Regions from separate parts of the Mus musculus genome. Here all the other regions are linked to region 1. A link is a loop called in an ENCODE intact Hi-C map of the cell type or tissue named here. Cell type or tissue: heart. All regions are shown on one strand.

Region 1 (8,000 bases):
GACTGGGGACACCCACAGCACAGCACCTGATCGACATGACATCACTGTACCTTTGGGGTCACCTGCCTGTGGGGGAGGGGGTGGGGGAGGGAGGGTTTCCTGACTGTTGTACTTCCCAGCCTCTCCTTGCCTGGAGTCCTCACAGCCTCCTGCTTTGGACCCAGATTTGGGGACACTTCCCTAGGCCAGCTGTTTCCTTGTCAAGGAAGGAGATAAGTATGATGGACTAAACAGGACAGCCTTCAGTTATCCAGATAAAGTCTCATAGCAGCCTAACAGCCACACCATGTACAGGGAGATCTGTGGCCAGGGCTGTTGCCTCTCCCCTTTTGCAGAGGCTCCAAGTTGGGCTGTCTCCTTCCTCCAAGTCTGTTTATCCTCTCAGAGGCTGCCCAACATATGGAAGAACGTGGCTGTCCCTAGGTGAAGTGTCCCCTCAGATCCTATATGGAGCACAGGTTGTTCTAGGAGCCATGTGGCCTTTATGTGACCATTGAGACACTCAAAGCAGGAGCCTTTTGCAAAAGCAAACTCACCTTCAGGCCTCCGCCTCTTTGCTAAGGGGCATTGTCTTGACTAATGATTGATGTGGGGGACCCAGCTCACTGTGGGCAGTATCACCACTTGGACTGGTAGTCCTGGATGAAGGCTTAACCGACCATGGGAGCAAGCCTGTAAGCAGCGCTCTTCTGCTTCAGTTCCTGCCCTGCTTTCGTTCAGCAATGGATTGTGACCTGGCAGTCACAAGCTGGAATAAACCCTCTCCTCCACAAGTGGTGTTTGGTCCACAGCAATAGAAACACGAAGACGACCCTCCTAACTGGACATGCATGGATCCTCTTGTACCTCACAGGCTAGCCACACACTCCTCTGGTACTCTTACCACCAACCACATCATCCCTGTACCATCTCAGGACAGACTAGGGGCCTAGAGCAGAGAGAATGTTTAGAACAAGCTGGGGTTGGAAGGGAATCATGAACCATCACTGACTGAACGGCAGTCAGGTCCTGATGTTGAGGCATTCCTTCTATGCACCCGCCACCTACCTGAGAATCTCTGACCCATAAGTACAGTAAGGTGCCCAAGTGGTCTCAAGTGCTAACATCCTTTTACCCTATATGCCCTCACTGGTCCATGGTTCTTATAACGGACAGCTTAGCCCTATGAAAAAACAAAAGCCCTAAAATGCCCCACCTATCCTTAGTAGGTCAAGGTGAGGTGCTGGAGATGGCTACTGTGCCCAGGTCACAGAGGGGCAAGTGAGGTGGCAGTGATCTCACACAGCTCTACCTGGATTCATCCTGGAGTCAATCAGCCATGGAGCACCATCCGCTCAGCAGATGAGCACTCAGGCTGTGGCACATGAGCCTGAGTGACATCAGCCCTGCCTGCTCTCTACTGAGGGCCAAACTCCAAGACGTGGGTAGAGGGGCTGGCAGCACCAGGACACACAAGTAAGAACCCCCTACACTCACAGTCTGTAAAAAGCTTGGCTTTAAAGGGGCTAACAGGTTGGTTCATTGCACAAAGTCAGAAGTTTAGGCATAGATTTAGGTGTAATTTACCCCACCTCGCCAAGGGGGACAGCACCGGGGACAAGAGCCATCATCCAGTGCATCTGGAGTGGCTGAGAGCCACCAACTAAGATGTCCATCTGCAATATCAGAGCATGTATCTGTTACCCGGGTAACAGACTCCAGGTTGCCTAGTGATCGTTTCCCTTCCTGACTTGGTCTCCTTTTTCTTTGGTGAATCCCATTCTTTGTTCTTTCCCTAGGCTGAGGTGGGTCCGTGGTACATCTTGTTAAGGCTAGAGGTATGAATCCCAGCGGCCAATCTGCTAATAGCAGGGCAAACTAAAGGGGGTGGGGTGGGGTGTGTGTGTGTAGAGACCTATCGGCTGGGAAAGGGTGCTAAACAGGGGTGGCAGGGTAGGTGACAGGAGCCACCTGGCACCAGGTGTGAGGAGAACTGGGAACACGTCATCTGCATATCAGGGAACACAAAATCAAAGGCAGAGGCCCAAACACAGACAGCTACCAGCAGATTTCCCATCTCTTTCAACAATTCTGACAAACTGAACCATTTTTAATATATTAGGTACATCCCACTGTAAACTACATTAGCATGATACGCACGTGGCCCTCAGAGGTGGGGATTAGGTTGACCACTGGCTTGGAGCCATGGCTCATTTCTTCAATACCTAGGGGAATTTGGGGGAAGGAAGCCAAAGGCACGGTGCTTAATGAGGATTCCTTCCAAAATGGAGTTTAGGCTCCCAGGTACAAGACACTGCTCAAGGCCGTCCCACATGTCTAAATTCTAAGACTGGCAAAGACCCGGCAATGCTGCCGCCCTTCTGCCCTTCTCAGCCTTCCCCACTGGGGAGACACCTGACCAGACAAGGTGTTCAATGACTATCCAAAATGGTAATGTGTCCCTCTACATTCCCCAAAGACTTGCTCTGTCCAGCAACAATTAGGCTTGTTACAGGAACTTGGTCAGTGCCCTGCTGCCAACGGCCTACCCAGCATTATATGTGAGGCAGAGAGCTCAGCTAGTCCCCCTGGTGTCAATTACTAGCTGGCTCCAGGATTGCCTCTATACAATACGGGGGCCTTGTTCATCTGCATGGTACCATGGTGCTGCAGTTTGCAGCCAGGCTGCTGCCGGTCCCTGGGTGCTCAGAGTTGAAGCTATCTCAGTAATGTTAACTCAGAGAAAACCAAAGCCAACACTAAGCCAAGATGTTCACATTTGTGCTGGCCACCTCAGTGAAGCCAGGTTCAAGGTTCCAAGGCCTTGTAGATCCCAAGTGACTTCCGGAGAGATGCTGGCTGCTTTCTGGCTACCTAGTCTCCCTGTCATATAGACAGGAGGGAAAAAAAAAAAGGCACTGTACTCCTGTATGACGCTGCATATCCAGAAACACATGCTCTCACCCAACACACAGACAGAGCTACAAGCAGATGTGCCATCAACTCCTTTAAACTAATGGGATATTATGGCTAACCTGCAGTTACAGTAACACAACACACAGACGACCCTTGGTGCTTAAGGAAGGCCATTTCCTGGCTTGGGATCCCATGGCTGTCATGCTTCCGGAAGTATTAGCAGGAAGGGAATGTGGTGATCCTGGCCCACAAGCCTGCCCTGTATTCTGAGGAGCACTTACCATTTTCTTGAATAATACATGTGTAAAGTTGAAGAAGGAAAAGGACCCATGTCTAAAATGTGGTCTGAATCAGTTTCTGTTGCTTGCAGATTAAGAACCTAATGTCCGGGGATGGAGGGGTGGGGCTCAGCAGCTAAGAGCACATGTTCTGGCTTCCTTCCCTGCCCCCACAGATGGTGGTTGACAACCATCTGGAACTTCGGTTCTAGGAGCTGTGGCATCCTCTTGTGGCCTCCACTGGTACTGCCTGCACCTACCCACATGCAGGCAAAAACACCCAGACATAGAAAAGAAATAAGAACCTAGCTGCCTTTGCAAGTCAAGAACTGGAATGCTTTCCTCCCGTTTGGCATAGTCCTTGTGAAGTTGGCCATATCGAGACTTTGGTTCTTGGTCCTTAGTATAGCCGGGAGGTGTTCTTGGAGGGAGTAAGAATTTCTGAGTTATCTCCAGTGGCTGTTATAAAATGTGAGCCTGTGCACCCTGCTTCCCATTCATTACAGCTGCTGTCACCCTCCCCTCCCTCCCCCTCTCTCTCCCTCCTCCCCCCTTTCTCATATATATATATATGGTATTATTTCACAATACAGACCCAACATTGGGACTCAGGTCAGGTCAGGGGCTAGGTACTGACATGTAGCTCAACCTTAAAGCACCCAACACATGACTATGTTGTTGTGCCAACACATTCAAGCATATTGTAGAACGGCTTCCATCCTGCCTATACACAACAGCAAAAGTGTTCTGGGAGCAGTAAAAACAACTGTGGCATTTGCAGGAGGCAGGGACAGACAGGATGTCTTGCTAAGAGTCACCACTTTATGTCACACCATTTCAAAGATTAGAAAACACCACTGTCATCAGAAGCCCCAGCATCCCATAAGAGGGACAGCCACAAGAATGCCCTATGCAAGTTACTTTGCCTAACGCACCTTGTATTTTGATGGTTGAAGGCCTGCTGAAATCTCCCTGCTGAATGCTAGTGACCTTGACCTCTCTTGTAATGAGGAAAGGAGCCTGAAGTTCAATGTTTATCGACCACAGAAACAAAATGAGGCTGGAATGAAGCGGGGGCCACCTGGGGATACCCCAGGAGAAGGAAGCAATGACCACCAGCCCAAGCATAAGCTACCAAATAGGTGCACAGCAGGGCAGTGTGGCCCACTTAGGAGTCCATAATCCCCTCAAACCTGAGGGCTAAGCTGTGACAGATTCTGAGTGTACTATAAAATGCCTACCATGAAGAACCACTGGCTGAGAGGTCACCATTATTTCTAGAATGGCCTACTAGGAAGCAAAATCTAACAAGTAGACCCAGGAAGGGCACGGGCAAGGTGGTCTGGTCTATGGTGGGCCGCAGGAACAGGCAAAGATGGTGCGACTAGCTTACAGCTACTGCAAAAACCCTGAGGAACTTGTAACCAGGCCTTTCCGATCACCCACCAGGTGCCCAGCCGCCTGCAGCTCCAAATACCTGAGCCATGGTCGTGGGCCCTGCAGGCTTCCTGTGCGACTGCCACGAATCCAGCCTGCATGTTTGGGGATGATGCCTTCCAGAGCGAAAGTAGAGTCTTACAATGGTGGGAAACACTGTGTTTCAGTTCAGTAACACGAAACGGAACTTAGACTACCCTGTCGCCCCAGAAAGACCAGCATCTGTTTACTTAACTCACACACAGAACTTGCCACGCACAGAACTCGAGTCAGATATCTCTGCAGCTTGTCCGGGATGCTCACCCAGAGGAAAATGACAGATACTTTCCCTTTCCATGACTGCCTTGTCTAGGTGATTCTGATACTGAGGTTCTATCACCTGCCACTCGCCAGAATCTAATGGGTGCTCCGGAATGAAATGTCTCCTAGTGAGTTCCTTGTCACAAGAAGCCAGTCAGCACGCACCTGCAATGGTCCCCAAGGAACAGTACCAGAAACTGACCACAAATGGCATGTCCAAGTGCCGAGCCAAGGGCGCAAGCTCAGCTGCTGCTTTTGTTAAGATGGGTTGCATGTCCTATTTACCTGGTGGCCTGCCTCACCTGGGTGGTCCTTGGGCATTGGGCTTGTGGGTCCAGTGATCTCTAGGCGTGAGAATATATTAGTTCCTCTATGAGTGAGGCCCCGAGAGATAAATTTCCACTTCCCAGAGTAGCACCCAGGTCCCTGGAGACCCCTCATCTGCCTTTTGGAAGAAACATGAGCCTACTTCACAATCAGCAGACATCTCCAGGGGAGGAACACCCATCTCCTCCTGCAGCCTTGCTCAGAGATCCCATTACAGGCCCTCACATATGAACCTGTGTTGCCTTAGCCTCTTCCACATGCGGCCAGGACACCCTGGCTCAGCTGCAGATGAAATCTCAGGAGACTTGGCCAGAGAGGAATCTTAAGGGAGCTAGGGTTGGGGGTGGGGAGGTGGGGGATGGGGTTGCTGGTAACAAGCTGCCAGAACCCGGCAAGCTTCCTGTTCAAGGCCTGGGATTCTGCAGCATGCCTGGGCATGAACGCCTGGGCACGAGGACGTCAAGCCTGGTCCTGTGGACTCACTTTGTCTTCTCTGCTGCTGTGACCACGTGAGGTCGAGCTGTGGATATCCAGGCTGTATTTCTTCAGGGGTGATTGCTACCCATAGCCTTTAAAAACCAAGGCCTGGCTGTCAAGGTCATGGGTTGGGTGGATGGGACCTGCTGGAAAGATCCTAGAGAGTATGTCCCTCTATGCTGTGGTCATGATGGGAAGGAAAAGGCACTGGGGCTGCAGTTCCTAGGCGCCCCCTGGGATCTCTCACTGGAGTCATGGCTCCCATCCCCATGTGAATTACATTCAGTGCTATGGTAATTAGACTGGCTACAGAGTAGACTTCCCAGCTATGAACCTAGGGACCAGCCTAAAGGTAGAGAGTAGTAAGCCTGGCTCTAGCCAAACAACCAGCCACTTTTCCATAACTGGTTTTCAATATACATTAAAAATAAACAAACAACCAAAAAAACAAACAAACAAAAAAAAAAACCTTTCCATTTTTGAGACAGGGTCTCATTTTGCAGCCCAGGCAAGCTGGAACTTGCTATGAAACAGTAACTCTGTACTGTCTACATGGTCTTAAGCTAAGAAGTCAAGCCAGCCTTATAATCTTGATGTGGATGCAGGTTATAGGAGCATCCCCAGATACTGAAGGGGACTGAAAAGATGGCTCAAGCGGTTAAGAGCACTGGCTGCTCTTCCAGAGGTCCTGGGTTCAATTCTCATCAGCCACATGGCAGCTCACAACTGTCTGTATGTAACTCCTGTTCCAGGGGATCCAACACCCTTACACAGATCTATACATGCAGTCAAATCACCAGATATACATAAATAAAAATGAATAAATTGTTTTTTTTAAAAAAGAGAGGTGCAAGCTGAATTCTTTCAAGGTCATAGAGAGGGGCAACTTGATTTTAGATTCTCGATCAGGCTCAGTGGTGTGAAGGGGACTACCTGGTCCAAGGCACCATTCCTAGCCACTGCAACAGTGACCTAAAGATCAGGCTCAGCCAGGGATTCATCCAAGAAAACGCACTAAGCTAAGAAAGACGGCCAAAACCACCTCCCTCTGTTGCTACCACAGAGCAGACCCTACCCATCAATTAAAAGCATAAGCTGGAGACTCCTCAGTCAAGAACCACACAGGCTGGGGACCTCACCAGGAAGGCTCCCTCCCTCCACGGCGGTCTTAGGCTTTGAGGCCTAAGAGAAAAAAAAGTCATGATAATAACTGTTACCCCAATGTCCTTCTGTAAACTTCCTTTGATTTTACAAGGGCTTGTTGGCTGGTCCCCAGCGTCCGCAGAACCATAGTTGAAGAGTAACGGGTGATTTATTGCTTTTGTCTTACTCCCCAGCTCGACTGGGAGATACCTGGTCACTCTTCACCATGGCCCTGTGACTCAACATATACTGATGGACATACCAGAGAAGACACGCCCTGATAGAAAACACAGGCTCCTGCGAAGCCCCGTCTTTCTTTGCAGGAACAGCCTTGAGGTGCCTCTGGCTGAGCTTTGCAAGCGCTATCCCATGGCCAGATAAGGTTCGATGAAACCCTGAGATGGCAGGGGACTCTTGGGCCTCTGCCCAGGGATGACTCAGGAGGAAAACCCTCCCAACGGAGCCTCAGGCAGAGAAACAAGCTGCGGGGACCACACTGCCCGGCTCTGGGGCCTCCCACGGATGCTCACCAGCAGCCTAGGTGGGACACCCCTTGCACACAGTAAGGGGTCGGAGAGGATGAAGACGAAGGACAGAGCCCAAGGTGAACGCCTGTCAATCAGGGCTCCCAGCATAAATCTGTGGGAAAGTCCCTGTGGCACTTGGGGTGTTTACTGCTCGTCTGTTTCCTCCATTCAATTAGGCCAGAGAAGAGAGCTCCAGGTCCCTCAGATGCAGTCGCTGAGCTCCGGGGAGAAAGAGCAGCCTGGAACATGTGTACCCAGACATCTCTCTCCCCTTTCCTGTCATGAGACTCATTTACCAGATTTGATGAATGGAGCTGTGCACCAGGCCAGCAAAGTAGGAAACCATTCTTGCAAGCTAGTGACCAAATGGCAGACAACCACCCCCTCTGCAGACACTGGTAGAATTGCACGGTAACACAGGAGAACACTGAGGACTGCATGCAGGGACCACCAAACATCTTTCCCTGGTACAGCCTGTGCCCTGTGTGGCCCCAGAGCAAGGCCTGGCTGATTCAGAGGCACGTCCTTCCTGGCCTTAGAAGAAACTTCAAGGTGCAAAATCCCAAGCCCCCGAAGTCACCTAAGCAGCTAGATCCTGATGGCTTTGCTCTGGTCT
Region 2 (8,000 bases), 120 kb before region 1:
CTCTGCTTGGCAGTGTGGGTGCTGGGACCTGAGCTCAGGCCCTCTGCAAGAGCAGCAAGTGCTTTTGACCTTTGAGCCACCTCTCAAGCTGCTTTCCTTAGGTTTTAAAAAGTACAACAGCCAGATGTGGTTGCACACACCTTTAATCCCAGTACTTGGGAGGCAGAGGTGGGTGGATTGTCATGATTTCCACACCAACAGGGACTTCATAATGAGTTTCAGACCAGCCAGGGTTACATAGAAAGACCCTATCTAAAAATAAAAATAGTTTAAAAAAAAAGGATAAACATAATCGCTGGAAAATATTCTGTTTTTAATTAGTGTTCTTTTTTATTTCCTTTCTGTAATTCTATCGGGATAAGCATTTTAGTACTTAGACATCACCTTTGAGTCACAGCACATGCTACTGTGGTCGAAGTGATGTTCATGGTGATTTTAATAACTTTGACATCTTTTTTCTGTCTTTTAGTACTGACTTTTTTGACAAGGATGGAGTCATGAAGGACATCAGGGCAATTTATCAGGTTTATAATGCACTTCAGGAGAAAGTACAGGTAAGTGGTATTTCCAGCTGGTTCATAGGGCTTAAGTCCTAATTCTGTAAATAAGTAAACAAACAAATGTATCTTGTAACTGACAGATAAATGAGCAGTGAGTGGTTCAAAAGTCAGAATGCGCTTTGCTATAACAACGTCTGTCAGATATCCGTCACAGAATCCTGCCTCCTCGTGTGTTGAGAGGGAGGCACTGCAGTACTTATTAATGCCACTTCTTAGAACATGCAGGACCCCTTTGCAGTCGTGCTTGTTTCTGGAAGTGTACCTTCAAAGGTGAGTTTGAAGAGGGGTGCTGAGAACAGTTGCTCTGTCAGTTATATTCGAAGGGGAGACGGTGTCATAAGCTGACACCCAGTCTAGCCCAGCTTCCATCTAATCAGTTCATTTTGCTCCCAGCCACCACTATGGAGTGGGAGGATTGCAGTGGATCTGTCTCTCCCTAGTCCGTCATGCAACAAATGTCTAAGGTACCACCTCTATCTGCCAGCTACAGGCTGACCGTCCTTCCCTCTGCACTTATATTTGAGAATAAGAAAAGTGGCAAAGTTGGAACTCTCCTTGGCCTGGGAAAGAGCCCAGCAGACAGAGGGAGGGGTGAGGGTAGCGTCTAAAGTGGGGAAGCCACAGCGCATGGTGGCGCTCGCCTTTAATCCCAGCACTCGGGAGGCAGAAGCAGGTGGATCTCTGTTAGATCAAGGCCAGCCTGGTCTACAGAGTGAGTTCCAGGACAGCCAGAGCTACACAGAGAAACCCTGTCTCGGAAAACCAAAGACTATAAGAAGCTAATGGGGAAAGCCTTAGTAAAAGGGCAAAGTAGTGCAGTGCAGCCTCCAGGGCTTGTGTTCACTACACACTTGCAAGTGGAGGGAACGCTAGTCACGCTCATTTGTGCCAAACTGCTTTCCTGGAAGTTTCTGATATTTCTGCTATGGGAGGAATGTGCAGCAGAAAACAGCTTTTTGCTCTGAATTCATGACCATGACCTTTCAGACCGTTTATACTAGCCAAACAACTTCTAAATGGTGTCACACATTACCTTGCTGATTAAAAAAGCCAGCTCTCATAGTGGTTATTGGTAGCTAAATTACATACATTCAAACCTCAACTTTGAAACTTACTTTCTTTTCCAGATTTCCCTTATTATAATTATTTTCAATTAAATAAATCTACCTTATCTGCAAGAACAGTCCTGCTCTCAACCACTGGGCCATCTCTCCAGCCCCTAATGATAATTTTTAAAAAATAATGACTAAAACTGATTCTTTGTTGTATTGATTAATATATTATAGCTTCGTGCACACACCCTTAAAAACATTCAAGCTAGAGAAGTGGCCCAGTGGCTAGAGAATGCTTGCTGTTCAAGCATGAGGACTAGAGTTCAGATCCCAGTGTCCACGTAACAGACTGGGCATAGTCCTGTGCACTGAGCTGGCAGAGACAGGCAGTAGCTTCCAGTCTAGCTTTCAGCTTCCAATCTAGCCCAAAACCTCATGAATGCCATGTTTCTCAAAGGAGAAAAGAAGGGAGTGACAGAGGGGGACACCCTGATGCTTTTCTCTCATCTGTGTGCGCACCCCGACACACAGACAGTTTTTAACATTTTTAAATTGTGAGCGATTCTTGAGACTAGACACTCAAGGTTGACTTCTGGCCTCCACATGCATATGTACCTGTATGCCCACATAAATGTTGCATATGAACATACAGAAGAAAAGCAATCCTGATCAGGTATGGCAGCATACACTATAATCCTGGCACTTAAGAGGCTTTGGAGACAGATCTCCAGTTGGAGGCCAGCCTGGACTACACAGGCAGTCTTGTCTCATAAAGGGAAGTGGGGGAACACAGCTCTGCTTTCGTGAGCACTCAAGATTGCTCTACCTTATCTCTCTGCATTTAACTTTGATGACTTCAGTGTTTGGTAACCTTGGAGGCCAGAAGGTGTGGATCTCTTGGAACTGGAGTTAGAGGTGCTTGTGAGCCTGCTGGAAATTGTACCTGGGTTCTCTGAAAAAAGCAGCTAATGCTCTTAATTTAAGTGCTGAGCCATCTCTCCAGTCCCATTTTTCCATTGTAATGAAGCTGAATCTGTAGATTACCTCCTGCCTGGGTTTGAAGCTAATCTTCTTTCTTGTGTTTTTCCCCCTCAGGCAGTATGTGCAGATGTAGAAAAGAGTGAGCGAGTTGTTGAATCTTGTCAGGCAGAAGTGAACAAATTGAGAAGACAAATCACTCAGAAGAAAAATGAAAAGGAACAAGAAAGAAGTAAGCACCTGGAGCGCGGTCTCCCATTCAGTATGAGAGACTGGCTCTGTTCACTGTGGGGGGACTGTGCCTGAGCACAGGGTTCACTGTGGGGAGACTGTGCCTGAGCACAGGGTTCACTGTGGGGGGACTGTGCCTGAGCACAGGGTTCACTGTGGGGGGACTGTGCCTGAGCACAGGGTTCACTGTGGGGGGACTGTGCCTGAGCACAGGGTTCACTGTGGGGAGACTGTGCCTGAGCACAGGGTTCACTGTGGGGGGACTGTGCCTGAGCACAGGGTTCACTGTGGGGGGACTGTGCCTGAGCACAGGGTTCACTGTGGGGGGACTGTGCCTGAGCACAGGGTTCCCAGGCTAAGCACGTGCTCCACCACTAACCTGCACTCCACCCCTTCTTGCATTAGTCTATTGTATCGCCTCTTTACTTTATATTTATCCTATACGTTGTCTCATTTTGTACCCTTGCTGAGCTTGGAACTTACTCTGTAGCCCAGGCTGGCCTCTAACTTGAGATCTGACCCTCAAAGTCTCCTAAGTCCTAGGATTTCAGGTGTGTGCTGCCGTGCCTGATCAGGATTGCATTTTCCATGAGATCCACGTGACTCCACTGCTGGGGGGCAGGGGGTGGAATTCAAATCACATGCTTACCGTGCCCAGCTTGACTTTTTGTTTTGTTTTTGTTTCGTTTTTGTTCATTCATTTATCTGTTTGTATGTATGTGTGTGTGTGTGTGTGTATGTATGTATGTATGTACGTATGTATTTATTATGAGCACCAGTGTGAGGTTAGTTTGCAGGAGTTGGTTTTCTTCTTCCACTGTGTAGGCTCCAGGGATTGAACAAGGTTGTCAGTCGGGTCCTCAGTCTGCTGTGCCATCTCACTCGTCCTGCTTTGTATGTTCATAAGTTGCCAGGCAGGCCTCAAACTTGTGATTCTCCTGCCTCAGCCTCCAAAGTACATAGAATTTCTGTTTGTTTTTAGAGACATGGGCTCTCTGTGTAGCCCTGGCTTTCCTGGAACTCTACTCTGTAGATCAGGGTGGCCTCAAACTCACAGAGATCCACCTGCCTCTGCTGGAATGAAAGGCATATGCCACCATGTCTATCTAGCTCAGGGTAGCTAGAATTACAGGTCACATTACCCCGCTAAACTGTTCATTACTTTATCAAATTATCCATTAAATGACATGAGACCATTTTTGAAAACCTGCCTTAATCCCCATAATTGTAAGGAAGGGTCTTGTATATCCTAGAACTTTCTCTGTAGCTGAAGATGACCCATGTTAGGCAAGCTTACACTGAGCCATATTGTCAAGAATCCTACACTGAGAAACCACCAGGTTTACATGAAGGAGAGAGGGCATCCATTCCCTTGTCTTTAAGCATTTCCTAGTGAGAAATGCTGGTTTTATGCTATTCCTCTAGTTTCTAAAACTGAACCAAGAGGACCACAGAGAAAAGCTGAAGCAGGTAGAAGTCAGAACAGATCTAAGAAATCTGGCCAGGTTTTTGTGTGTATTGACAATATCATCTGTTTCTAGCAACCAAATTCTTGGGGGCTGGAGAGGTAGAGCTTGCTGTTCCTGCAGAGGACTAAGTTTGCTTTCCAGCACCCGTGTAGGGAAACTCACAACTATATGTAAATCTAGTTCCAGAGGACACAGTGCCCTCTTCTGGCCTCATTGAGCACTTTTATGCAAATGGTAGGCACAGACACAAATACACATTAAAAAGAAAGCAGTATGGCATCTGCTAGGATACTGTAAGGAGCAGTCCCTGTTCGTGTGACTTGTAAAGGTATTCAGAAGGATTTTTAGTGTCAGCTGCTGGGCAGAAGAGCAGGACCTGGAGGTTCAAGCCTGTGTGGTGCATTGTGGGGCTGTACTTCTAATCAGAGTGCCTGGACTTTCAACTCTGGCTTCTTTTTTGCGGTTTTTGTTTTTTGAGACAACGGCCTCACTGTGTAACTGGTTAGTCTGATACTTGAGATGCAAAGAAATTAATGTAGAGAAAACATTTGTAAAATATTAGCAGTGATGAGTTCACAGCATTGCTGCTCCTTTCCAGATCATTCCAGTTGACCATTTAACAAGTGGAGCTAAAAAGCTATGAAGGTACAGAACTTGTTAAGACATTCTTCCTGTTTCTGTGCAGGATTGCAGCAGGCCCTGTTAAGCAGACAGATGCCATCCGAAAGTCTGGAGCCAGCGTTCAGCCCTCGGATGTCCTATTCTGGGTTTTCAGCTGAAGGGAGAAGTACTCTGGCAGAAACGGAGCCCTCTGATCCTCCGCCCCCTTACTCTGATTTCCACCCAAACAATCAAGAAAGTACTCTGAGCCATTCTCGCATGGAAAGGAGTGTCTTCATGCCCCGTCCTCAGGCTGTGGGCTCTTCCAGCTATGCTTCCACCAGTGGCGGACTGAAGTTCACTGGAAGTGGAGCAGATCTTCTTCCTTCCCAGAGTGCAGCTGGAGACAGTGGGGAGGAGTCAGATGACAGTGATTATGAAAATTTGATTGATCCTGCAGAGTCCCCTCATAGCGAATACTCACATTCAAAGAATTCACGGCCCTCGACACATCCTGACGAGGACCCCAGGAACACTCAGACCTCCCAGATTTAAGTAAACAAATGACACTCTCCACTTGGCACTACTTTTCTTAATGGCTTATTGAGTGTTGTTGAGGACTTAATCTGTGGGGAGACCTGCTTTCTCAGATGCCGCGGCTCCTGAGTGGAGCATCCTGTGCACAGAACTCCCAGAATCCTCTGTCCGCTGGTCCTCACCTCTGGGTACAGTGCACAGGTTCACAACAAAATCATTACGATAATCAAATTGTCCTAATTCTGGTGCGATTCATGGATGTACTAGTGAATTTAGGCAGAGTGACCCCTCAGTGTAGTCTGTTCTTAAGATAAATCAGATCAGAGACTGAGCACAATTAGTCTATAAATAGTCTGTACGTCAGAAACTTACCTCTGCACTATCATGCCTTGAAACTTGCTTTTTCAAAGGGAAACGAATTTAGCAGCAGCCTTCAAAGAACTTTCTATGATGAGCCAAATTCATCTTTGCCAGAAAAGAAATTTTGTTAATTCCAAGAAGCCTAATTGGAACAAGTCAGACATTCCTTCTCTCATCTGCATGGTTTTGTAAGATGAGAAGAGAGGGCTTTGTTTCAACTTTTTTCTACTAGCCTGATACGTATTGTCACTTAAAATGGTTGCCTTTTTAAAATGTAGGAATACTAATCCCCAGCGAGTACTCATCTGGATCAGGCCCTTGTCTTTTGGTGCACGCCAGCGATGCTGCGCTGCATGCAGTCATGGAGGGAGGCCACACACCAGCAGATGGCAGAAGGGAGAAGCCAGGCCTGAGTCTGTAGTGAACAGATCCCAGACACAGTGGATTTAACTAAGTTCCTATGGAAAGGATGTAATGTACTTAGGTGTGGCGGATCCTGGGCTAGAGTTGTGGAGGAAAGACGTTTTTGAGAAAATATCCAGGAATCTTGGTGACTACAGAGCTACTTCAAGTATGAATAACCATACTTCTTTTTTCCCCTAAAGTTGCCATTTAGGGGATAATTGCAAATGTGCGGAGACCATTGGGATGCACTTACGCTTTTATTTAATTACTGCTTGTTTTCTAGTTTTGCCCAGAATGTGTGAAACCACTAAAAACCATTTTTGAGTATGTTGGGCTGCTGGATTGGAAGTGGCAAGACCTACCATATATGGCAATCAATCAGCCCATGATGCTTGGCGCTGAACTGCCTTCCTTGGACTAGTTAAAACGCGTAAGGATGAGGATACCGTTAAAAGGTTTCAAAGGAGTCATCTCGTTTGATAGTGATAGTTACTCAGGAGCTCCAGTGCGCAGTCTCAGACAGTGGATACAGTCTTAGAGACGAGATGCTGACCGTCCTGCTTTGATTGTGCCCCAGGGTCTGCATTGTAACTGCTATCCTGGTTTTCTGGGCTCACACCACTTCCGTTTGATTTGAATGTCGAGGGTCACTTTATCTGCAGTGCGTTCCAGCTTTTATCAGCTACCTGCTAGCAGCTTCAGCACGGTATGAAGTCCAGTCTGTTAAAGTGCCATCGCCATCTCTTCTGTTCAGATTTTGACATTCAGGAAAATATTCTTATTTTTATGCCATACTGAAATATACAGTGTATATCTGACAAAGCAGTTAAATGTGACAATAAAAACTTATTTAATCATGATACGATATTTTAGTGTCTGTCTTAGCACCAGCAAGTTATTGCCTCAGTAGGTGTTGCCTATTGGGTAGGGTTTTTTTCTAATACTTGTGTGTGAGTGTGTGTGTGTGTGAATGTCGGTGTGTGAGTGTGTGTGAGTGTGAATGTCGGTGTGTGAGTGTGAGTGTGTGTGTGTGAGTGTGAATGTCAGTGTATGTGTGTGAGTGTGTGTGTGTGTGTGTGTGTGTGTGAATGTCGGTGTGTTCATGTGAGTGTGTGTGAGTGAGTGTGAATGTCAGTGTATGTGTGTGAGTGTGTTGTGTGTGCAGGTACTAAAGCCCAGAGGAGGACATCAGGTCCCCTAGAGCTGTATTTACAGGTGATTGGTGGCCTTCAATACAGAAACTAGGAACTAAAGTGATTTTTTTGTAAGAGCAGCAAGCGCTCCTAACCATTGACCCACCTCTCCAGCCATGCTAGGTAGGTTTTAAAGGGCATTAAAACGTGTCCTCGGTCTCCATAGGGACCTGTCTGTGTGGTTCAAGAGGGATCTAAAAATACACCTTACCAGAATGCTGATGTTGATTTCAAGAATGGTGTGGTGAGAACCAAGCTATCCGGAGAAGTACCGGTAGTGGATAAAGCTGAAGCCGGGAGGCCTCTGATGGCACCACCCAGAAGAGGCACTCTGGTTTGAAGTGACTGTTCCACTCAGGTCACTCAATAACTGGGAAGCAGAACTTGGTGCTTTGAGAGTGTCTCAGGACATGTAGGCTCTCAGAACAGGGCCAGCAGATGAGCCCTGAACTCAGCAGAGCTGTGGCAGTAGAGTGGTGTGGAAAACAATTCAATGTTGAGATTGGTGTTTCTGGAGTAGGGTCAAAACATAATATTGGCAACCTCATCCCTAGTCAGGATGTATATCTTTAAATGCCAAGCAGTAGGGCAGGTGACACTAGTTACTTTAACAAA
Region 3 (8,000 bases), 74 kb before region 1:
GACTTGGAGATAGAAGATTCTGATCTGTATCTTGGTATGGAGATCTTGAGGCATAGTGGCTATTGATTCCAGAAGATTAAATCTCCGACTTCAAGGTCATCTGGGATTAAAGGTGTGGTGGAACACATCTTTAATCTGGGCTACACCTTTCATCTGGGATTAAGGGTGTGGTAGAACACACCTTTAATCTGGGCTACACCTTCTGCTGGAGACAATATAAGGACATTGGAAGAAGGGAGTCTTGCTCTTGCTCCTTTGCCTGCTTGCTGCGTGAGACTGAGTAACTGCTAGATCCTTGGTCTTCTATTCACAACTGCCACTGAACTATTGTTGGGAATTGGGCTGCCGACTGTAAGTCATCAATAAATTCTTTTACTATATAGAGACTATCCATAAGTTCTGTGGCTCTAGAGAACCCTGACTAATACATCTACCTTTGCATATGCTATACTAGCTGGCCCATGAACAGGGGAATCGCCTGTTCATCTCTTCCTCCTATCTTGTCTGAAAAGTACTGGGATTACAGATGTGAGACAGAACACCCATCGGTAAATAGGTTCTGGGGATGTGAACCCAGGCTGAAAAGCTTTGTGTGGCCAGTGCTTTTACTGCCCACTGAGCCACGCCTCCAGCCCCAGATGAGCTACATTATGTCTGATGCTTCACAAGTAGATTTTGTCTGCTCACAGGAGATTTTGTTTTCCATGCAGTTTGTGGCTGGCATCCAGGAAGGCCACAGGAAAGTACTAGTTTCCCAAAAAGCAGTGTCCTTTGTTATAGGTGCCAACATGCAACAAAAGACTGCTCTGAATTTGACTTCCCTCCACCTTCTCTCCTTTGTTTGCAAAAGTGCTCAGATATACTGAAAACAAAACCTTTCCCAGGCCTCATCCTTCACTGTGGCTGTTCCTCTATTTCCTGCCTTCCTCTCCTGGTCAAAGCGCCTGGACTGGTAGTCTGTAATCACTGCTTCAAAACCCATGCACGGTTTCAGCTTTTGAAACTTGGCATCCGTCCCCATCATCCTACTGAGAACTGTTCTCTATAAGGTCAGTGAAGCTGTTTGTCAAATACACTGACCTTTTCTTTGTTCTGAGTTTCAAAATCTGCATACTCCAATACTATTTGGGAATAATGTACTTGAGGCTCACTACACCTGCACCTTTAAGAATGTTGCACATTTTGCAATGTCCACCTTTCTTTTTCTGTTGGGAGTTTTCTGGAAATTCCACAGTAACTACTCTATAGACCGACACCTCTGCTGTTCATGTCCAGGGTCAGCCTAGTTCCTTGCTCTTAACAAGGCCCTGCTGCACTCTTCTAAATCCTGGATCTGTACACAACTGACCTCACCTTATCTAGTTCTGTCCAGGAGTTCCAATGGTCTTCATAGCACAGTCATGCAGTACTCTGACTTTTGATTCTTTTTGTTGCCCCAGATTCAGGTACTGGCAAACCATAAATGGAAAGGTTCTAAACAAAGGCTTCCTCTAGTGAGTCTCATCACTCACTGCATTCCACTTCTGCCCCTCCTTCCCACTCCTGCTGGATATCTAGGTTTTAGCTCTGTGTCTCTCAATTGTTTTCTGTCCCCATTTCTATAGCTATGTATCACAGACATTCCAGGAAGGTAGTTCTCATATGGCACCTTATCATGCAAAACCCTTTTTGTGACTATTAAAAATATATATTTTAAGTTGGGCATGGTGGTGCATGCCTTTAATCCTAGCACCTGGGAGGCAAAGGCAGGCAGCCTCCTGTGAGTTAAGAGGTCAGCCTGGCCTAAATAGCAAATTCTAGGTCAGTCAGTGATACCCAGAGAGTCAGAATCTCAGTCTCTCTCCCTCCACACACACACACACACACACACACACACACACACACAATTTCTAAGTATGTGTATATGTGTGTGGGCATGTGCATGAGTGCAGGTACTCCTGGAATCCAGAAGGCATAGGATCCTCTGGAGCTGCCTAACATGGGTGCTGGGAACTGGAGTCCAGTCCTCCTGGAGCCACTTCTCCAATCCTTGCTTTCCACTATTATAGAACTAAACAGAAGCCCTAAAATGGCAAACCGGAAAACATGATGGGATTGTATTTTCCACAGGTAGCTCAGGAAACACCTAACAGAAAAGGTAGAACATATGATAACTGCCCCTATACATGACCATGGTGGTTCTAAGAAACATACTAAAAACTTACAGTTGGTGCCTTCAAGTACTTCATTCTTTAAATGTGTGTGCCTGGAAGTGAGCAGCCCACTGGATTTGGTTTTTTTCTTCCACCATGTGACTCTCAGGAACCAAACTTAGGTCATCATGTTTGTGGCATGTTTACCACCAGGGAGAACTCTCAGGCCTCTAAATTAGTTTCTTAACTATGACCAAGTCAGTTGTTCTATTAGTTAGCATGTTAAAATCACTTAATATTTCTAGGTATCGGTGTCCCCATGTGCAGACTTTGGGGGTAGGACTCCATCAGTAGTTTTCAAACCCGGCTGCACTTCAGAGTAGCTGAAGGGTGTTTAAGACTTATCTATGCTCAGATTCTCCTCTTAGGTGGAGCCCATGTTTAAAAAGCCATACTAGTGACTCTAATGTGTTGCCATTGTTGAAAACTAATACATTCTTTTCTTTCTTTTTGTATATGTTCCTATGTGTGTATACAGGCCTGGGGACAAAAGGGCAAATGATACCTTGGGTATGTATCATCCTTCAGGAACATCCACTTTTGTGTTTTAAGGCAGGATCTCTCACTTGTCTGGAGCTAGACTTAACTGGCTGGCTATGGAGCTCAGGGGTTCTCCTGTCTTCTCCTTTGGCACTGTCATTATAAGCATGAACCTGGCTTTCTTACATGGATTCAGGGGACTGAACTCAAAGCACTTTATATACTGATCCATCACCTCAGGTCTGAGAACTACTAGATGCCTCTCAAGAGTCTTTTTGTCTTCAATGCAGTTTTTTTTTTCCTTTGTTCTCCTTTTCAATTATAAGTTGATTTTCACTTTAATTTACTTAGCAATCCCATTTTGTCATTGTGGTTATTTTGACTTAGCCTCTTTCCGTGCTATCATTTTTACCACTAAGATGGTCTTCCTTATCTTTGTGTTTATTTCTTGGTGCAGATTTTTTTTTTACAAGACATTTATTAAATCAAATTTAAAAGCTTCCTCTGAGTCCTATCCCTTTTCTGACTAAAATAAACTACAACTTGGACATCTTACCGTGTGATTGGTGTTTATTTGGAGGCAGCATGCTGTAAAGCTTTGATTCAGGAAGAGGAAGTGCTTAAACAAAGTGTTTCCAAAGGGTCAACTGAACTACTGTTTTTATATAATAGCGTGGGATCCTACCTACAAATGAATTAATTATATCCTTGAGAACGTGTTGTTTTGTGTTGTTGTTTCCATTTAAACTTAATTTATGGATAAGTTCTCAGACCAGGTGGGGGTTGCTGAAGGCCTCTACTCCATAGCAATGGCTATGGAGAGGAAGCACCCCACTGGTTGTGAAAGATGTTGGTGAGGGGAAGTTATACAAAGTACTGTTCTTTTGATGGCCATGGTACAGCTGTCTTATACCATTTTATGCAAATAACTCAAGACACCAAAGACAGCTTCACAAAGTGAATTCCCACTCAAGTTTGGGAAACATCAAACTTCAAGTAACACGGTCATCCTTTTGGATCTGAGGTATCCAAACAATTACTAAATGCCCTCCCAGATTGCTGTTAATGTTCCTTCAAGATACTAATTAATTATTTTTATTTTTAATTATGTGTTTGTGCAAGTGAGTGTGGGTGTTGGTAGAGGCCACAAGAGGGCACTGAACCCCCTGGAGCTGGAGTTACAGGTGACTGTCTTCCACTGAAGTGGCTGCTGGGAGCAGAACTTTGCTTCTCCGAAGTAAGTGCTCTTACACGCTGGCCGTTTCTCCAGACCCCCCATATTACTATCTTTTTAAAAATTACATTTATTTATTTTGTGTGTAGCCCAGAGAACAACTGTGGGAGTTAGTCGTCTTCTTCCACTCTGTAGGTACTGGGGATGGAACTCAGGCTGTCAGGCTTGGCAACTTTACCCAGTGAACTATTTCTACGGCCTTTAACACATTACTTTTAAAGCAGTTTACATTTTGAAAAAGTTTGAAGTAGGGCTAGGTGAAGCTAAGAGTAGTGGTGGCGTAAGTCCAGCACTCCGGAGGTTTAAGAGTTCGGGATCAGTCTCAGCTATTTAGAGGGGTTAGAAATAAATCGGGCTACAAGAGAACCTCGTCTGAAAACAAAATAAAATGCCAAGTAAGCAAGGCTTGTAATCTCAGCGCTCTTGGGGAGGCTGAGGCAGGAATATCGTTTAAGAGTTCCAGGCCAGCCTGAGCCCCAGAATGACAGCCTGGGTCAAATTATTGAAATTTTAAAAACTGTTTTAAACCGCCGAAGGAACGGCCAAGCGGTCTCCCAGTTAGCAAACAGATGCGTGACTCACGCTTGATTCAAAGCGCTGGCGACTCTGCAGCAAAGAGCGGCCGGCGGCCAGGGGAAGAAGGCTCCCACCTCCCAAGTGCATCCTGCACTTAGACTTGAAGACACTCACCCGGGAGGACGCGTCGCGGGACCGCGCGCGCCGTAGCCTCACAATCAGGACGCACGCTGCTGACGTCACGGCCGCGGCCCGCTCCTGCGCCGGGAAAGAGGCGGTCGCCTATTGGCTGCGCCTCCTGAGGCCTCGGGACCAATCACAGGACGGTGAGCAGCGAGGTCCAGTTCCTGACGTTGTGCGGCCGCCGCGGGGTTTATTTAGCTCTAGGGTCCTGACCGCCGCCATTCGGAGTCCTCTGCGCCCGAGGCTGTCCCCAGACCGCTCCGCCCCTGTCCCCGAGCCTCGGCCCCCGCCTCCGCGCAGCCTCTCCGCCCCTCGGGCCGCTGGGAGCCGCGCGCGGGCCCGCGGAGAACATGTCCTGACTGAGGCGGGAGGGCGGAGGCGGCAGCAGCGGGGTGGGCGGCGGCGCCGAGGGAGGCGGAGAGGGGCCGGGCTCGGCTCGTCGCCGCTGGCCGTGCGGGAGTCGCCGCCGCCGCCGCGGCCGCCGGGCGCCGCGCGTCAGACGGGGAGGAGGAGGATCCGCGGCCGCCAGGTAACCGGGCCTGGGTTGGGGGCGCCGCGCCGCAGGCCCCTCGCGGGTCGACCGCGGCCTGACGGGGCGTCGCGGGGAGCAGGCTGCCGAGCCTCCGGGCGGCAGCGTTGCGGGATAGCGCATCGCAGGCCCGGGGTTGTCCGCGGCCGCGCGTCCATCTTGGGCTTCCCAGCGCGGGGACAACCCGGAGGATGAGGGAGAGTGGCCGCCCGGCTTGTTTACCGACCTCAGTTGGCCGCCTTCGTCAGCGGCTGGCGCTGCCCTTCTGCCCGCCTCATTCCGGCAACTGGGATCCCTCCCGAGTCCGAGTGTGTGGGTCTTATTCCCACCTCTTAGTAGGCCATAAACACCCGGATTTGTCGCTCTAAGTTGGTGCTGGTCCCCAAACTTGTGTTTTGGTCCCTTGTCCACTTTCTCTCCCCTCATACGTTGGCCTCCGGTTGCCTAAAGCAAATCAGGGTGAAAGTTGATGTCTGGTGGCCATGGGCAGCTGGAACTCCGCTCCCGGTAACGATCGCTCTGTGCACCTACCTTGTGGGTTTTCTTGTTTTGTTTTGGTTTTCTGCTCTAATTTGGCTGGTCATTGCACAGACAAAAGAGCTGTAATACTTGCTGTTAGCGCCGGGGAGAGGCAGTTTACGTTAAGCAAGAAGTTTGAACCCGCCCATTATCTTGGAGACGCTGGTTTTGAAACCACCTTGCTTAGAATTTTGTATCTCAACCCCTCGATTTCCCCTTTCGGTTACCCACTAAGTCAATTTTTATAAGTTCTTTCCACTGCTTGCAATGTTTGGTCTCTGTATAGTTGACCTGTGATGGTGTTAATAAACGTGATGTACAAATACTTGGAAGTGTTATATAATGAGTGGCTCCTGTACCCCGCAGTCTCTTTCAGTCGACTCCCTACCAACTTTTGCTACATGCATGGTACCTCTGTTGATCAAAAATGGGTGACTTGGCTTATATAGAGAAAACAGGGGAGACCCGAGGATCTTTGTGACAGAGGCCATTAGAAAGTCCACTGAACTATGCTTGGGAAAAGTAAAGCTGGATCCTGTTAAATATTATTTTAATTAAATGAGGTATTTCGAAAGTATATTTGGAAGCCACTCTCTTGATTTGGAGGCTCTTAAAATAGTCTCATTAAATTTTTGTAACTTTTTCATTGGGGGGGGGTTGTGAGAGGTTAAAAGGTAGGGCAGTAATGAGACGTTTTACTTTTTTGGGGGGAGGATGTTATTTGAACGCCATGGGAGGTTTTTTCTGGTTGCTGTTTTAACAACCTTTTGTTAGTGCCGTTGAGCCTTGGGGCATCCATTTATTTACTCTTGAGGTTGTATGAAGAACTTACAACTCATGGTAATATATTTCAAACTAATGGCCTTGATCCATAACTATGTACTAATACGGATTGTGGCATATCACTTTTAAGGTCTGAGGATTAAACCAGGCAAGGTGGTGAATGGTGAATGCTTTTAACCCTAGCACTCAGGTAGCAGAGGCAGGTGGGTCTCTTGAGTTCTAGGCCATACTGGTCTACATAGTGAGTTCCATGACAGGGTTACACTGAGAAAACCTTCCCCCCCCCAACCATAAACAAACAAACAATTAAAGTAAGTCTGAGTATGAACATTAATTCAGATGTACATTGTTTGAGGTAAATTGATTTATGTGTAATTGATTCAGTGAGAGCCATTACATGTAGTTTTATTTATATTGCTTTTATAAAATCAGTTAAAACTTAAATGTAGTTGCAAAAGTAGGATGCTAACTTTTTATATAACTTGGTTTGGTTTTATTTGAGCATTGCTTATGGCTTTCCCCTCTTCCCTAGAAATACCTTCTTGTTTGAACATTTTTTTCTTCCAGTTTGTGGTGGTTTATTTGGAATTTTCATGTCCTCATTATACCTTGGGTATATTTTCTGTATTTAAATACACTAGCACCTCTGAGGCGCAGTGGTGGTGCATACCATTATTCTCAGCACTCAGAAGGATCTCTGAGTTCAAGGCCATTGTGGTTTACAGAGTGAGTTCCAGGACAGCCAGGGCTACACAGAGAAAACTTGATTAAAACAAAACAAAACAAAATGAAAATAAAAACAAACAAAAACCCCCCACAGAACCAAAAAACAAAGTACCCAACACATTCACTTCTTACCACAATAAATAAACCTATAAAAATGAAAAAAAAATTCAAACTCCTTTTGGTGTTTAAATTTCTCAGTAGTTTGGTCTCTCTCTCTCTCTCTCTCTCTCTCTCTCTCTCTTCTTTAATCTTCTTTCTTCTTTCCTAAGTGAAGCTCAGTCCAGCTAAATTTTTGTTTCTGTGAAGTCCCTCCTCTCGGCCTTTATTTATTTTACCCTTTCTTACTGTACATCAAGTTAAGTGCTATCTCCTAAGAACCCCTTTGAGAACTTACCCTGGAGGAACCTGTTTGCTCCTCTGTATGAGACTTTCCACCCTTTGTTGTTATTGTTGTTGTTAGTCTATGGTAGTTTAGATTTCTTTCTATGACTTCTGTTTTCCAACTATATTTTTAAGGCTCCGAGATTTGGTGTTGAAATTTTTTTAAGGCTCTGAGAAATGAGTTTGTATCTATGGAGACAGTATAGTTGGCTCTGAAAATATAGTTTGACAAAGTATTTCTGGCTACAGAGGTATTTCAGGATATACAATTTGTATGTTTTCTACTATTGGAGTTTCTGAGATTTTTGATGATTTATGAGAGAAAATATTTGAAACTATGGTCATACCATAAAAATACTTGGTCAGTTTGTTTACATTTGTTAGTACTGTTTTTTACTAATACAAAATATTGACATTTTTCCATTGGTTGTGCTGTATTATTCAAATGAAAATCTCT
Region 4 (8,000 bases), 150 kb before region 1:
AAGGATCTCAGAGGCCCCTAGCAAGCTGCCTTCCAACAAGAACTTGTTTCCAGGACTACGTTTCTGTTGACTTCGAAGACAGAAGCCCAGTAACAAGTCCCTTGAGGCAAACGGCAACACATGTTGCCCTCCCAGTTTGAGCAGTTCGTCTGCTCCTATACATGGTGTTCCAAGATCTTCTGGCAGTAAAGAATAAAGTAAAGGGCAGATGGAAATCCATGTACATAGTGATTAAAGAACTCAAGAAAGAGCGTAAGTAACCTTATTACAGAGCACTAAAACCACCGGATACCACAGCCAATTAGTGCTGCCCTGGGCAAGTAGCTGTTTTGATCTTTTCTAGACTCTAGATGCTACAGAAAGAAAGCCTGAGTGTGACAGACTGGGTCTTTAAAAGTTTTAGGTTTTAATTAAGAAGCATCCATGAAAGATAAGCCCATCTTCAGCCTCATGTCTTGCCAACAGTTAAGATGTTTTTGCTGTGTGTGATGAAAGCTATAAACAGTTGTCGGTATGGAGCCCTGGGGGAGGTGGGGGGACCCAACATGGTTTATACCAAGTTTCTTCTCTGGCTCCAGGAAGGATTATTCTGGCTGCTTAGTGCTGAGGACTGTGGGGCACCACCTCTGATCACCCAGGGAAACGGGATTCTTGGCTGGGAGAGAGGTTCCACTGGGTAAGCTGCCTAGCACCAGAGAGAAGCAGAACTATAGGAGGGACACAGCCCCTCCCACTGAGCACCACTTGTGTGAGGCCACAGGCAGACTTGTAGAACTTGAGGTTGCCAGCGTCGGTTCTGTTTTGATTTGTTTTGTTGTTTTCTCTGTGCACAGTGCCCACTGGTAGCTCCTCTGGAACCATGCTTCCCAGAATCCTTAAGCACTTCCCATTTGACATTCCGTGGTCATAGGGCAGAGCTTTCCCTTTTCTGACCATGCAACACTCAGGACCAGAGAACACACTTCTAGAACAAGCTCCCTTCTCTGCCCCCATCTCTTCCTTTTGCTTTGATGTGAGCTTTTGAAAGGGGACACTGGGCAGTTGTTTCTTGAGTTAGAACACCCCCCCCCCCCGCCCCGCACGCCATGTTTTAAAGCATCACTGTGGGCAAGTTCTTGAATTTCCCCAGGTCAGTTTGTGAAGCCTCTATTATAACAAGCATAATAGTGGCACCTGTCACACAAGACACTCTGAGAATACATATGAGATTAGTCCAGCCAAATACAACCTGTCTGACACATGAGAAATAGTCAGTAAATCTAAGTTCTGGTTCTGCAACTATAAAATGGGGCTTAAAAAGATGCCGCTTCAAAGAGATGTCAGGAACTGCAAGTGAGCATACTGTATGTTTAGAGAGCTTAGAAAGGGCATGGCATATAGTCAGGGTTCAGAAAATGTCAGCTCTTATCTTTACTACAGGTTGGGCATCTTTGCTTTAGTTGGCTTTCCTTGTGCTGTGATAAAATACTGACCAAAAGCATCTCATCGAGAATAGGGTCTATTTGGCATACAGATTGTACAGCTCATCACTGAGGAAAAACAAGGCAGGAACTCAAGCAGAGTCCACAGAGGAACACTCACTGCATTGCTCCCCACGCCTTGCTCCTATAGTAGCAGCAGCAGCAGCAGCAGCAGTAGTAGTTACAATACACAATAAGCATATAATAAAATTTTTAAAGAAAGAGTCTGTCTAGATGGTGGTAGCCCATGCCTTTAATCCTAGCTCTACAGAGTGAGTTTCAGGGCAGCCAGGACTACACAGAGAAACTTTGTCTCAAAAAAATGAGACACACACACACACACACACACACAGACACACAGATACACACACACACACACACAGAGAGAGAGAGAGAGAGAGAGAGAGAGAGAGAGAGAAGGATGGGTGTCTGGAGGCATGGGGAGGGGGCTGAGTTTTGTTTCATTGAATTTAAGGTATAAAGGGAAATTCAGGCAGCTAGAAGCAAAAATTGGAGTTGGGGCTAGAGGTTAAATAGCCCCAACCCACGTGCCCAAGGATGGCACTGCCCAGAGTGAGTTGAACCCTCACACTTCAGCTAGAAATCAAGAAAATGTCCCACAATCATATTCAGAGGCCAATCTGGTGAAGGCAGTTTCTCAGTTGTGATTCCTTTTCCCCAGCTAAGTCCAGGTTTGTGTTGAGTTGACAAAAAAACAACTGGCCAAATCAGCAACCCAAAAATTTAAACTCCAAATCACTCCAAACTCTGAAGTATTTCAGGTTTTAAGTATACCAGGTAAAGGCCCCCTAGCACAACTGTTCTTAGCCTTCCTATTGCTGCAACCCTGTAGTACAATTCCCCGGGTTGTGGTGACCTCAAACACAAAACTCTTTCCTTAGCACTTCATAACTATAATTTTGCTACTGTTATGCTCGCCCCCATGCCTTTGGGCCCTTTTGTTTTGTTTTGTTTTGTTTTTCTTTTGGTTTCAAGACAGGGTTTCTCTGTGTAGCACTGGCTGCCCTGGAACTCACTCTGTAGACCAGGCTGGCCTCAAAATGAGTGATCTGTTTGCCTCTGCTTCCCGAGTGCTGGGATTAAAGGCATGGGCCACCATTGCCTGGTAAGACCCTCTCTTTTAAAGATATGATTACATGCTTGTTGTGTATGGAAGCATCACACACATACACACACACACACACACACACACACACACACACACACACATACACACACACCTTCATTGTGAGTATAGAGATCAGAGGACAACCCTCAAGAGTTAGTTCCTTTCTTTCACCATGCGGGGTCCAGGGAACAAACTTTGTACTAGGCTAGTGGTGCCTGCCTCTGCCTCTCAAATACTAAGATTAAAGGCACACACCACCAACCCAGCATATCTTCATATCTCTATAGCAACCTGCTGATAGAATAAAACCATCTTCCTTTGAACTCTACATTTTCCCACACAACATTTACTCAACAGTTACAAAATAGGCAGTATCTCCATGCCTGGCATTAATTCCATAGGACAAAAAAAAAATTGCAACTGCAAGCAACTAAAACATGAATCCTTCATGAATTTTAGAATAGGCTAGCAGAGAAAAAATAATAAACAGGGAAATAGAATTAAAAGTACAGACAATGCTAGATGGTGGTAAGAGTTTGTCTTGGTGAGCTTTGTCAACTTGACACATCCTACAATTATCTGGGAAGAGACCCCCAGTTGAGAAACTGTCTATATCAGATTGGCTTGGTGGGCTGTAATTTTCTTACTGTTATCTGACATGCACAATATTTGACATTTGGGGTCACAACCCATATGGTGAAAACCTATGGGCACAATTGTGGGAGACCCTCTTGATTGTGTCAGAAACAATGATTCTCACTTCATAATAAGAGTACTGAGCCGGGAGTGGTGGCGCCCACCTTTAATCCCAGCACTTGGGAGGCAGAGGCAGGCGGATTTCTGAGTTCGAGGCCAGCCTGGTCTACAAAGTGAGTTCCAGGACAGCCAAGGCTACACAGAGAAATCCTGTCTCGGGGGAAAAAAAAAAAAAGAGTACTGGTAACTCAGAGTAGAGAAAATGAAGCAGTTTATTTTGCAACCTGGAAAATTTCTGTGTCAGCCTATGATAGCAAGCCTACTGAATGCAGAACACTGTCTACAAACCCTAAGGAATGACCCTTTCTTATTTTTTTTAATAATTAAAAGGATATAGTCCTAACAACCAAAACCATGTCTGGATCTATCTCCATGTTTCACATCTTGCATATTTTAAAGCATATCAAACCAATGAATGATCTTGTAGAAAAGTTTGGATGTTTGAGATTTTTTTATACTCTAAACTTTCAGTTTGGGGGGAGTAGCTTATTAACATTTGGGGGAGGGGTACTTAGCTAGACTATCAAGCATTAGCAAGGGCCTTCTGTTTTCTGTTCACTGTTAGCTGGACCTAAGCTGGCTAGAGACACCTTTGAAAAGTGAGCCATCGGATTTTATTTCCAGCAATTGCTAATTGATGTAGGAAGGCCCAGCTCTTTGTGGGTGGCACTTAGGCAGGTGGTCTTAAACTGGATAAGAAAACTAACTGAGCTGGAAAATTAGGTTCTCTCTCACAGGGAATAGTTCCAGGAGATGTGAACTGGGAGCTGTCAATGGAAAACTTCCCCAGCAGCCAGGCTAAATCAATCAGTCCTGCAAGAAGAGGTCTGGGTGGCCTTTCAAAGCACCCAGGGCAGGCATAAAACAGTGAGCTATATAGTTGTCCAAGAGACCAGCATCTCAGGCAGAGGAAAGGGACATATGTAAAGGCACTATGACCTGATGAACTTTCAGTGCTTCCAGAAAGCAAAAAGGCTACTGTTGTAGCTGTAGCCAAGTCTATCAGGGTAGCAGAAGCAGGAATGCAGGGGGAGGGCATGTCGGCGTAGGATTTGGAGGCTGGCCAGGTATAATTGACACCTTATATCTAAACATTACCATGATCATTTCACTGACTGTGTTGAGGATATATTTGCAGGTCAACAGCCTCACTTCATTACCTCGACATTTTGGACTGGTTAATTCTGTTATGAGGCCTTTCCTGAGTTTACCTCCTTCCCCTGGGGTTGGCATTGGAAAATATCTCCTAGCAATGTCAAGCATCCCTTAAGGGCAAAATTGCCACCAACTGGGACTCTGAGAAGTTGTCATAACCAGGAGAGAGAAAATGGTGTTTTGGGTCAGGGTGGCAGATGTGCTGGTAGTGAATCGTAGGACTCAGTATTTTTTTGAAGATCGTTTTAGCTGATCTGATGTAGGGAACAAGAGAAAAGAAGTTGTTAAGGCTAGCTGCAAAGGTTTTTTTTTTTTTTTTAAGATTTATTTATTTATTATATGCAAGTACACTGTAGCTGTCTTCAGACACTCCAGAAGAGGGCGCTAGGTCTCGTTATGGATGGTTGTGAGCCACCATGTGGTTTCGGGGATTTGAACTCAGGACCTTCAGAAGAGCAGTCAGTGCTCTTAACCTCTGAGCCATCTCTCCAGCCCCAGCTGCAAAGGTTTTGATTTGAGTAATTGTCATAAACAGTTTTATTTGCTGAACTTGGAAAAGAAGTGAGAAGTAGCTCTGTAGGGAAATCAGGAGCCCAGCTAGGAATACTGAAGTCTTAGCAAGCTGCAGAAGAAATAGTTCCCTTTTTTTTTTTCTTTCTAAATTTGATAGTTTATTCATTGCTACTTATTTGTTTTTGTCTTCTATGATTTTTGTCAAACTTGAAGGTTTTTGTTTTTGTTGTTTGTTGAAACAAGTCTATGTAGCATTCATTGGCTGGCCTCCGACATGCAACCCTTCTGCCCTTACACGACTTATATTTGAATTGTTTTTGAGTCCAGAATCCAATCGTTTTACCAGCTCCACTACTTCTGACCATAATTCCCCTGTCACTGCACCAGGTGGGGATTATTGTAAATCTCCTTCCCTTCCATTTCTCCTACGCATTAGTCTCAACCAGGCAGGCAAAGTGGTCTGTTCAAGTTGAAATTACATCATGCTGTTCCCAAGTCAAATCTCAACCTGTTCAATTGCTGGAATCATCTCCGGCCTTCCATCCTTCAACTTCATTTGCAGAAGGGACAAACTGGATTATAACAAGGCTGTACAGACAGGCCGGTGTCTGAGGAACACACAAAACTGAAGGTGCTGGTTCTCTTTGATCTGGAATCCTTTACTTCCCTGTCCTAGCTTCGAGTAGCTTGGAGGACTTCATTTCCCAGGATGCTCAGCGGCGGGGCGTCCGGAAGGCTGTGCACCCTCCGCGGGGCATGATGGGGGAGGTGGAGATTTCCATCATGGCGGCTTCCATTTCGGGCTACACCTTCAGCGCTGTGTGTTTCCACAGCGCCAACAGCAACGCCGACCACGTAGGTGCCGGGCCCCCTGCCGTGGCCGCTGGGGCCTTCGGCTTCCTCCTCAGGCCGGCGCCTGCGGCCAAGCGACGACCGCTGGAGGCTCGGCCTTCAATCCCCGGGACAAACCGATGAGCTGGTGACCCAGGCGGCTCCCGCCCCCTTCCAGCTCCTGCACCCCGCGGGCCCTTCTCTGGCGCTCTCGGCCTCGGGCGGGTCCTGGCACAGCTGTTCTCAGTCCAAAGGACCTAAAGCGCCCGGCCCCGCCAGTGTCAGGAGTCGCCTAGCCAAAACTGGGTGCCTACCCCTCGCTGAGAATCGCGCTTCCAGACTTGAGTGCCTTGGGTCGGGATGGAGTTCAAAGGTCTGGGTTGTAATCTAGGAGAGGATCCAAGTTCTGACCCCCGGCCACACGGGTCGTCGTGTCTGTCACCGTTCATACTTATCAGATGTGGCTGTTTGGATTTTTTTTTTTTTCACCCCAGTGGAAAATGGAGAATGTGAATAGGCTCGTTAGGTGCAGAGTCTTGTTTGCACTTCCTCAAAGTTGCCTGTTTAGTTCCTCAGCGAGTGTTCTAATCCCCGGAACTTGTCTTAAGAGGGAAGTGACAGGCCCACTTATGAGCGATCAGAAATGTACAGGCCATGGAGTCCATAGGACTCTTCGGTGTCTTTATTTTACGAATTGCCTTTCAATGCCGTTGACCTCTGGAAATTATTTGTGAAATAGGTGCTTTTACAGGACATTACTCTCCCACCAATTAGCGGTTTGTGTGTGTGTTGTTGTTATTGGTGAACGATTTAAATTCATTGAATAAGAGATGGGGCTTTTTGTGGTTGTCATTATAAAAACAGTAGTTAGAAGGGAAACTGGATTTGGTTTGATGTCACTGATCTTCGATTCCATTAATAAAGACTGATTCTGAGAGGCGATTCCATGAGTATACTGAGTGGAATGAATTTACTGTTCTTTTCATCTCTGCAGTGTTGATGGCAGAGATTACTGATAGGAATATATTCAGCATTGTTCTGCTTTTTTTCCTAAAGCCAGCTCTGACCTACTAGCCTTCAGTATTGCAGCTAGCTCTTAATACTGTAAGTGGTTGTAAAGTTCCTAGCGTCCATGGACTGCAGTTACGAGTTCAGGGTGCTTATTTATTCTGTTTTAGAGAGTACCTAGGAATGTCATAGTTTGTGTATAAGACAAGATTATTATAAAGATAAGAAACTTGGACAGTATTTCTAGAAACTGCCATAGTTCCGTTTCTTCACTTGTTATTTATTCTTTGTTGTCTTGAGATAGTGTCAAGGCTGGCCCTGAACTCCTGATCACCCCCAATCCTAAGTGTGGGGATTTCAAGGGGAAGCCATTAAACCCAGCTCTAGCTTTCTAGCTATTTAATAGCAATTTCCTTAATATTTATCTCCTACTTGGCATGAGGGAAGAAATTTTATACAAGGCCAATAGTTTGAATTGTGTTTTATATGATTATACATTTTTATATTAACCTTACCACAGTTATGGGTGTGGAATACTTAAAAGTAATGTCAGGCGGGGCGTGGTGGCACACGCCTTTAATCCCAGCATTTGGGAGGCAGAGGCAGGTGGATTTATGAGTTCGAGGCCAGCCTGGTCTACAGAGTGAGTTCCAGGACAGTCAGGGCTACACAGAGAAATCCTGTCTCGAAAAACCAAAAAAAAAAAAAAAAAAAAAAAAAAAGTCAGTTTTAAAGTTGAAGAACCAAGAATTTACTTTTTAAAAGATGTGTTTGTTTGGTCTAGGAAAATTAATCTAAAGCTAAACTTATTCTGTGGAGCTAAAGTTAGCAAACATTTTTGAAAACATTTTTGAGATTATAACTACATCATTTCTTCCTTTTTCTCCCTCCAGACTCCCTTTCCCCCACACACTTATACTCCTTCTTGCTTTCTTTCAAATACATGGTCTCTTTTTTTTTTATTAATCACTATTATATGCTTATATGTATGCATATATATTCCTAAATATAACCTGCTTAGCCTGAAAAATGTTCCTCATCTGTAAGGTTCAGGACTGTGCCTTTGTTTTGGATAACCAATTGGTGTGCTCTTCCCTGGGGAAGACTCTCTCCCACTCTCGACACTCCTTAGATGCCTGGAGTTCTTT

What was found. Peaks named below come from ENCODE experiments on the same cell type or tissue, not always from the same donor. Only the 100,000 strongest peaks of a DNase experiment are listed, where the experiment ranks them.
Region 2: it touches region 1 in a loop (2.4-fold over the local background); 10 of 42 quality-filtered maps call a loop at or near these places.
Region 3: a loop joins it to region 1, with 2.2 times the contacts of the local background. A loop is called at or near these places in 13 of 42 quality-filtered maps.
Region 4: it touches region 1 in a loop (2.4-fold over the local background); 6 of 42 quality-filtered maps call a loop at or near these places.

Annotation. Positions count from the first base shown.
Region 1 is chr7:133,000,276-133,008,275 of GRCm38, forward strand. All of the region lies in intron 1 of Ctbp2 (C-terminal binding protein 2), which reads right to left. 4932437C15Rik (a long non-coding RNA gene) reads left to right here and starts at 1,113. Exons shown (of 2, transcript XR_378552.2): 1 at 1,113-1,455; 2 at 4,623-5,286. In heart, a CTCF peak has its summit at 3,407 (motif pointing left); DNase peaks (open chromatin) are centred at 2,196, 3,396 and 7,276; H3K27ac peaks cover 546 bases.
Region 2 is chr7:132,878,060-132,886,059 of GRCm38, forward strand. Abraxas2 (BRISC complex subunit) reads left to right here. Exons shown (of 9, transcript NM_198017.3): 7 at 470-554; 8 at 2,708-2,822; 9 at 4,976-7,055. The coding sequence ends at 5,445. All of the region lies in intron 1 of 1500002F19Rik (a long non-coding RNA gene), which reads right to left. Among named protein-coding and RNA genes, the nearest start is that of Gm46003, 15 kb to the right of the region's middle. In heart, CTCF peaks have their summits at 4,505 (motif pointing left) and 6,180 (motif pointing right); no DNase peak of the experiment used is centred here.
Region 3 is chr7:132,926,412-132,934,411 of GRCm38, forward strand. It overlaps Zranb1 (zinc finger, RAN-binding domain containing 1), which reads left to right and starts at 4,765. Exons shown (of 10, transcript NM_207302.3): 1 at 4,765-5,134. 1500002F19Rik (a long non-coding RNA gene) reads right to left here and starts at 7,599. Exons shown (of 2, transcript XR_003946678.1): 1 at 4,597-7,599. In heart, a CTCF peak has its summit at 3,817 (motif pointing right); DNase peaks (open chromatin) are centred at 4,740 and 5,360; H3K4me3 peaks cover 3,031 bases; H3K27ac peaks cover 2,111 bases.
Region 4 is chr7:132,853,466-132,861,465 of GRCm38, forward strand. It overlaps Abraxas2 (BRISC complex subunit), which reads left to right and starts at 5,760. Exons shown (of 9, transcript NM_198017.3): 1 at 5,760-5,868. The coding sequence starts at 5,770. In heart, a CTCF peak has its summit at 4,896 (motif pointing right); a DNase peak (open chromatin) is centred at 5,746; H3K4me3 peaks cover 1,608 bases; H3K27ac peaks cover 1,151 bases.